Linked DNA regions of Homo sapiens: region 2 is linked to region 1. A link is a loop called in an ENCODE intact Hi-C map of the cell type or tissue named here. Cell type or tissue: PC-9. All regions are shown on one strand.

What was found. A loop is a pair of places that touch in the nucleus more often than their neighbours do. Peaks named below come from ENCODE experiments on the same cell type or tissue, not always from the same donor. Only the 100,000 strongest peaks of a DNase experiment are listed, where the experiment ranks them.
Region 2: it touches region 1 in a loop (2.6-fold over the local background); 2 of 110 quality-filtered maps call a loop at or near these places.

The regions. Positions count from the first base shown.
Region 1 is chr2:121,295,270-121,299,269 of GRCh38, reverse strand. No RefSeq gene overlaps it. Among named protein-coding and RNA genes, the nearest start is that of TFCP2L1, 12 kb to the right of the region's middle. In PC-9, CTCF peaks have their summits at 1,441 and 1,647; a DNase peak (open chromatin) is centred at 1,549.
Region 2 is chr2:121,139,160-121,143,159 of GRCh38, reverse strand. It overlaps LOC105373588 (a long non-coding RNA gene), which reads left to right and starts at 2,451. Exons shown (of 2, transcript XR_923269.1): 1 at 2,451-2,535. In PC-9, no CTCF peak of the experiment used is centred here; a DNase peak (open chromatin) is centred at 2,229.

The DNA of each region.
Region 1 (4,000 bases):
AACTCTAACTAGTAGGGGCAGAGAGGAATTTATCCCCACCAGAATTGCTAGAAGGGCTAAAAAAGCAGGTCCAGGCAAAGCTTCCAGAAACAACGCACTGCTTAATTGCTGTGATGAACCCCAGAAACACTGTCTCTGCTGCCTCCTATACCAGCAACAGACCACCTCCACCCATCCTGCTTCCTCATGTTGCTTCCAAATCAAAACCTCCTATGGGTGCATCTTATTGACGGAAGTTGGGTCACTGCCTGCAAGGGAGGCTGGGAAATGTAGCTTACCAAATTTTGACCTTAAGAAAAAGACAGGATTCACAGTTTTGGGGAGCCAGTGTATTTCACTGATTCTAAAACACACATTTTCCCCACATTTTCATGTCTCTGAAATCAGGATGCTTCTGACAGTTGGTGATGCCTCTGCCATTTGGCAGTTTGGTAATGTGGTTGACATTGCCTGCACACACATGAAATCTCTGCCTAAGACCAAGAGAGCATCTGCATTGAAAGAGTGCAGAGGGGGCATCAGCGGCTTGGAAGGAAATCCTGGGCCAACGGTGAAGCACTCTCTTCAAAAATGCTGCAACGCCAATGCTCATCAGGGCCCAGCGCACCGCCTATGGTGCCAAACCAGCAACACAGGCGATTCTGAGTATAAAAGGGATCCAGAAGACTCTGCAATAAATGTGGGTCCTTTTAAAATATATGCACAAGGGCTGGGCGCGGTGGCTCACGCCTGTAATCCTGGCACTTTGGGAGGCCGAGGCGGGTGGATCACCAGAGGTCAGGAGTTCGAGACTAGCCTGGCCAACATGGTAAAACCCCATCTCTGCTAAAAATACAAAAATTAGCTGAGCGTGGAGGCACATGCCTGTAGTCCCAGCTACTCGGGAGGCTGAGGCAGGAGAATTGCTTGAACCTGAGAGGTGGAGGTTGCAGTGAGCCGAGATCATGCCACTGCACTCCAGCCTGGGCAACAAGAGCGAAACTCCATCTCAAAAAATTAAAATATATGCACAAGAGAGATCTACACTTCACTAAATAGAAATGAGATCTTTCCTTTTTGCGACAGGGTCTCACTCTGTTGCCCAGGCTGGAGTGCAGTGGTACAATCATAGCTCACTGCATCTTCAAACTTCCAGGCTCAAGTTGATGCCTAAGTAGCTGGAGCTCATCCCTCATCCCCCCAAGTAGCTGGGACTACAGGCACGAGCCACCATGTCTGGCGATTGTTTTGTATTTTTGTAGAGACAGAGTCTCCCTATGTTGCCCAGGCTGGTCTCGAACTCCTGGGCTTAAGCAATCTGCCCGCCTTGGCCTCCCAAAGTGTTGGGATTACAAGCATGAGCCACCATGCCTGGCCTTAAATGAGATCTTTCAAGAACAAAATACAAATGCTAAATGATAAGAAAGCATTATGCCTGTGTTTAACTGTCTGCATTTCCTCTTACTGCTCCATAAAATAATGATGCATCTTACAATTGATGGCAGCTTAGATTTAATGAAATATCTGTCAACAAAGCATGGGGAAGAGCACAAAAGATTCTAGGCAACCGTGGCAAGTGCCTGCTGCATTCACAGAAAAGGCAATGAGGAATGGCATCCCTGCCTCTGACCACTGGAGGCAGCACAGTAGGAGCAGTCCAAGGACAGCTGCTGTTCTCTGATCTCAGCGGGGGCATAGACTACGTTTCTCCAATATCAGACCATGCTCGGCAGGCAACAGACACACACACGCCATCCATGCTTTTGGGTAGGACTGAACCCAAGGAAGAGAAGCAAACATTAACTGAGCACCTAGTGCGTATTTGGTGCTGTGCCGGGCACTTCATTCACAATATCTCACGTGAACCTTAAAACTTCCCTGGGAAGTAGTCCCATTTCACATGGAAGAAAGTCAAGATAAATGAGGTTAAGACTCTAATCAAAGGTAGGTGCAGTGGCTCACGCCTCTAATCCCAGCACTTTGGGAGGCCAAGGTGTGTGGATCACTGGAGCCCAGGAGTTTCAGACCAGCCTAGGCAACATAGTGAAACCCCTGTCTCTACAAAAAATATAAAACTTAGCCATGCATAATGGCATGCACCTGTAGTCCCAGCTACTCAGGAGGCTGAGGTAGGAGGATCACCTGAGTCCAGGAGGTTGACGCTGCAGTGAGCCATGACTGTGCCACTGCACTCCTGCCTGCATGACAGAAACCCTCTCTCCAAAAAAACAAAAAACAGAAAAACCCCAAAAAACAAAACAAAAACAACAATAAAAAAACGGACTAAACAAGGTCTCAGAACTAGTAAGTAACAAAGGCAAACTTGAAGCCAGGCTTGTCTTATTCCCAAGCTCAACCTCATTTCTTGGCAAGCTTTGTCCTCTCTTCTCTCTTTGATGGCAGTGGCAGCCCATCTGGAGAAGCCGCTGTGGGGACACCAGCTGCAGCAGGGGTGGTGCAGGTGGGGCTATGCTCTCTCCAGAGCTGGTGGGGCAGGAACAGGTGGGAGGCCTGCCCCCTACTGAGTTGGCAGGGTGGGACCCCTGTACTCCCAGGCATGGATGCAGCCACCCAGCCACAGCTTCAAACCGGGGCATCCCTGTACTCTCAGGGGCCTGAGAATCTCCTGGCCCCCACAGGCTCAGAAGTGCCTGCTCCTGCTCTCAGGCCTCTTCTCACTCCCGGGGCCTGCTGTGATTCTGGAGCAAAGTTGTGGCTGTGCCCAGGTGCTGTTGCAACCCAGCTGGCTGTGCACATGCTTGGCACAGAGCTGACACACCAGCCCCCTCCTCACCTCAGCCCCCTCCAGACCTTGGGCACTGACGAGCATGGGAGGGAGGCCAGGGGCCTGAGGGCAGCTCAGCAAGGGCCTGCAGTTGCCCCTTAGTGTGAACAGCCTGGGCACCGTGGATGACATGTTGATGACAGCAGGAAGCAGACAGGTTCCTAGGTGGGAAGGATGGGTCCTTGGTGAAACTCCACCTACAGGCCAGGGATGGCCTGAAGCCTGGGGGCAAGGCTGCCAGTTCTGGAGGAAGTCCACAGCACAGAGTGAGAACTTCATTGATGACCATTTGGCCAACTGGATGGTGCTTTTTCCAGGCCTGCCCATGGTTGACCATGGACCAATCAGCATGCACTTCGTCCATTCTGAGCGCATAAAAACCCCAGACTCAGCCAGACTCACACACAGGTGGGGATGACCTGCCTGCGGAAAGGAGCTACCCACTTTGGGTCTCCTGAGAGCTGTTCTGTTGTTCAGTGACGCTCCTCTCTGCCTTGCTAACCCTCCAGTTGTCTGCATACCTCATTCTTCCTAGATGCAGTACAAGAACTTGCAATCCAATGAATACTGGGACTGAAAGAGTTGTAGAACAAACAAGACTGAAGCATGTCCCCTGCTCACCACATTATGGGCAACAAGAAGGAGAGAAGAGCTGTGGCCCTTCTGGGAGCCCAGACCTCAGGGCTCCCCAAACCAGGACTGTGACAGGCTCTAACACCCTCTTTGGGGCTCTGCAGTTCCCAGTGTCTCCGAGCTTTCAGGTGCCATTACATTCCCCCTGTCCAGATGCTGGTGCCCGCAGCAGAAGCCACTTGTGGTATGTCTAGTCCACCCTCAGCCTGGCATGGACCCAGCGCCTGGAGATGCCCTCCCTGCCACAGTTGGTGCCCCTGGCTGTGAGCAGTGGCCGGACCCCACACTCGCTTGCTCACACACCCCTCAACACTCCCACCTGCAGGTGTGGGATCCCACCCTTAGCAGGTGTGGGATCCAGGCTGGTAGTGCAAGCCGAATGCAGCCTGCCAGGCTGAGTGGGAGGAATGAGCCCAGCAGGTGCAAGCAAAACCCAAGCAGAGGTGCCACCAGCCACAGAGGTCTCTGGCTGGTGAAGCAACACCCTAAGGATCCTGTGACATCTTAAGCCTGGACTTGTGGGGCTGTGAGGTTGTACTGAACCAACATCTACAGAGCTTAGAGTGAAGGAGAGGAGCACCTGGCCTACTCTTCTGGGCGGGT
Region 2 (4,000 bases), 160 kb after region 1:
CAACCAGGCTCAGATGCCACCAGGCCTGACAGGGCCCAAACCTGTGCCACACCATCGCCCCAAATGTATCTATGGCTCGATAATCTGTCATCTGCTCTTTAAAGCGTTTTATTACATTTATAGCAACTCCCAACAGCTTTTCCAGGTGACATTGCTGTGTCACCGTTGTATTTGTTTTCAGACCTGGAGCCCATTGTGTTTCCATTTCTTTGTTGTGCTATCTGGGCCTGGCATCTGGGGCCCTCCTGCTCAGGTGGAGAAATGCGGAGCTAGCTCTGTCTGTGCAGGGCCACTGTTGATAGTAAATACAGTGTTTAAAGGAGCTGCCCGCACCAGGCTTAAGAATGCTGCTTTTAGGACTCAAAACAAGCCTCCTCTTGAGTGGATGAGAGAGCCTCTTGAGAGAGCTGGTGGACAAGGGGACAGATGGGCCATCCCCTCCCACCAACTGCAGGGTACAGCTGTGACGGGGGTCCCAGGTCCCAATTCCAGGGCTCTGGTGGGGTTGTCTGGGCAGCAGAAGCTCAGTCCATCTCCTTGACCAGGTCTGATGTGGCAGGTCAGACCCATCCTGGGTGCAGGCAGGGACTGCTCTGCTGACCTGTGGATCTTCTCTTGGCCTAGGCACAGAGCCTGATGACTATGGCTGCTGACACTGAGACTCACTGCAGAGCAGGGCAGGGCAGCAAGCTCTGCCCTGGAGCCAGAGACCTGGGCTCCAGTCTCACCCATGGCCAGCTGAGCTTCCTTTCCTTAGCTACTGAATCCAAAGCTACAGCAGTGGACTCATAGAACCCTTGGTATTTGAATGGGACATGTGTGAAGTTATTATTTTTAACTGAGATATAACTTATATTCAGTAAAATTCACTCTTTCGGGTGCAGTGCTATGAGTTTTATATAACCACCACCACCACAATCAAGATATAGAATATTTCCATCTCCCCTAAAAGTTCCCTCATGCCCCTCAGTAGTCAAACCCTCCCCCTACCCTTAGCCCCTACCAACCCTTCTGATTTCTGGCCCTATAATTTTGCCTTTCGCAGAATGCCATGTCAATGGAGCCGTCCAGCATGTGGCCTTTTGCCCCTGGCTTCTTTCTCTAGCATCATGCTCTTAAGATCCATCCATGTTTCTGTGTTCTTGTGTATTGCTGAGTAGTATTTCCTTGAGTGGTTGCACCAGGTTGTCCTTCACCTCTTGAGGGGCATTTAGGTCATTTCCAGCCTTTGGTGACTATGAATACAGCTGCTATTCAACATTTGTGTGTACCAAATAGGTTTTTGGGTGGACATCGTTTCATTTCTCTAGGCTCAGTGCCCAGAAAGATGACTACTGGTCATAGAGTTAAGTGCATGTTTAACTTTTCGAGAAAGCACCAAACTGTTTTCCATGGTATCTGTACCTTTTTGCATTCCCACCATAATTACTGGAGAATTCCGGTTTCTCTTTATCTTTGCCAGCAGTTGGAAGGGTCAGGTTTATTTGATTTTAGCCACTGTTTTGGACAGTTTGTTTGGACATTGTTTAGATAGCTGTTTTTTAACTGTAAATCAGCAGGACCCAGTTGTGGCAGGCAGTATTGAAACGTGGGTAGGAGACGGGGCTCTGGAGTCAAACCATTTGGGTTAAAATCCTTTTGTACTTACTCACTCTTTAATTTTCATATTTCTTGTAGGAAAAAAGTGGAGTTGGTAATGAGGTAATAAAGGTATTAATGAGGTAATAAAGGAATTAAATGTTAAAATGTATAACACATGCTTGGCTTTGCCCAGGGCTAAGCCACTATTACTACTCTTAAGAATATATTGCACACCTGATCTCTAGTCCCTCCAGCAAGCATCTGCTAGGTATTTCCATGTCCCTCTATAGATGAGGACACTGAAGGTCATAGAGGTCAAATAACGGGCTAGGGGTCATACAGCTAATTAATACGTGGTGGAGATAAGATTTGAATCCTGTGTAATTCCTGCTTCCTCATTCCTTTACCACATGCCTCACTCTGTCAGTTAGGAAAACTTTTGGCTCCAGGTTACACGAAACCCATCCTGCAGAAGTTGAATCCACTAGGACACTTATTGATTACACACTTAAGGAATGGAGCGGGAAGTCTCAGGTCACTCACAAAGACTCTTCTTGTCTCTATGTGCCACCAGCCTTCACCTGCTGGCATTTCCTGCTTATGCTTGACACCTCATCACAGATTAACTGACCACAAAAATGACCTCAGGCCTCCACCCCTCCTTCATTCAGCCCTTTGTAATATGACCTAGTGGCTCTTCCCATTGAGAGGTGGAGTCTATTATTCTATCTCTGGGATCCTGGTTGGTCTTACGATTTGCTTTGGCCAATAGAATGTGGTGACATTGATGGGGAGTTCTGGAACTCAGGCTTTGAGAGTCTTTGTGTGCTTCCACTCTTATTTTTGGAACCTAGGCCATGGGACAAAATCTGGGCTGGCCTGCTGAATGATGACAGAGGAGTGGCCAAGTCACTCATTGTTGTCCCATTTGTCAGCCAGCCAGCCACCAGACATGTGAGTGCACCCATTCTAAGTCAGCCAGCTTCTGGTCAACTTGCCAGCTGACCACAGATGCATAAGTGAGCCCAATCAAGATCAGCTGAGCCTACCATGTCAGCAGAACCCACAATTCACACATAGACATGTGACCAATAATAAATGGTTATTGTTACAAGCTAACAAATTTTGAGGTTGTTTGTTACACAGCAGTAGCTAACTGATACCTATCTAATGGTTGCAATGGGGTTGCTTCAGCTCCAGGAAAAAGTGGAAAGAGGATGCAAGTCTTCTTCTTATACCTGTCCCTTTTGCAAGGAAGCAAAGCTTTGTGATCTCAAGCAAGTAATGTATCTTCTAAGAACAATATGATCTTCATCTGTAAAATAGAGGAAATATTACCTGTCTTGTGGGTGTTTGGTGCAAACCAATAACATGTCATGTAAAAATAACTACACTGTGTTCTATGAATGTAAGTTATGCTTACTATCCCAGAAAAGCTGCTCAGATAATCTGGACATTTGTTTGTGTTTCTGACCCACAAAAGTGCACAGTACCTTGGGTGAATACAGCTACTGTATTAGTCAGTTCTCACCACAGCAATGCTGTGTAACAAACCACTTCAAAACTCAGTGGCTTATAGCAACAAGTACTTATTCTCATGGCTACAATTCTGCAGTTGACTGAGGTTCGGCTGACTTAGGCTGAGGTTGGCTGCGTGGCTCTGCTCCAGGCTGCGGGCTGCCTGGGCTTGGCTCTAAGCTGAGGGTGGAGTTTAGGTCTTCTGTATTGGTCTCCCATAATTCCTGGGCCAGCACATCATGGAAATGGCAGAAGTACAAGAGAACAAACCCAATTTCACAAACACATTTCAAGCTTCTGCTTGCATCACATATGCTAACGTGCCACTGGCCAAAGCACCTGGCCAAGCCCAACATTAATAGGGTGGGGAAAGATATCCTTTCTGTGGAGGGAATGAGCACAAGTCACGCGGCAAAGAGGATGGGTATAGGGAGGTGTGGAAAATTGGGAACAATGATACAATGCATTAGAGCTACACTGGGATATTAACCATTGTAACTGCCATTTTCCAAGATGGCAGAGGTATGATGGATATCAGACACAGCTCATAAATGAGTGCATGTGGAAAGCTTTTTAAAAGAAAAACATTGGGGCTGTTTTATCTAAAAAGCAAGATATAACTGCCCTACCCAAACAGAAATCTCATGTAGAAATAGGAAGATCTGACTTCAGATCTCTGGCCAGATAGGGAGTTGGTGAATTTCTCCAGGGTAAGACTGTGTATTATTCTTTTACGGTGTCTTCCCAATGCCTAGCACAATTCCTGGCATAGAGACAGAGTTAAATAAATGTTCATGCATTCGTTCGTGAGCATGACTGAGTCAGTTTTTTTCACCAAAGTTTCAATAAAACTGCTATGAGTTAATGCGGAGCAGGTTTCTTAACTACTGCACTACTGACA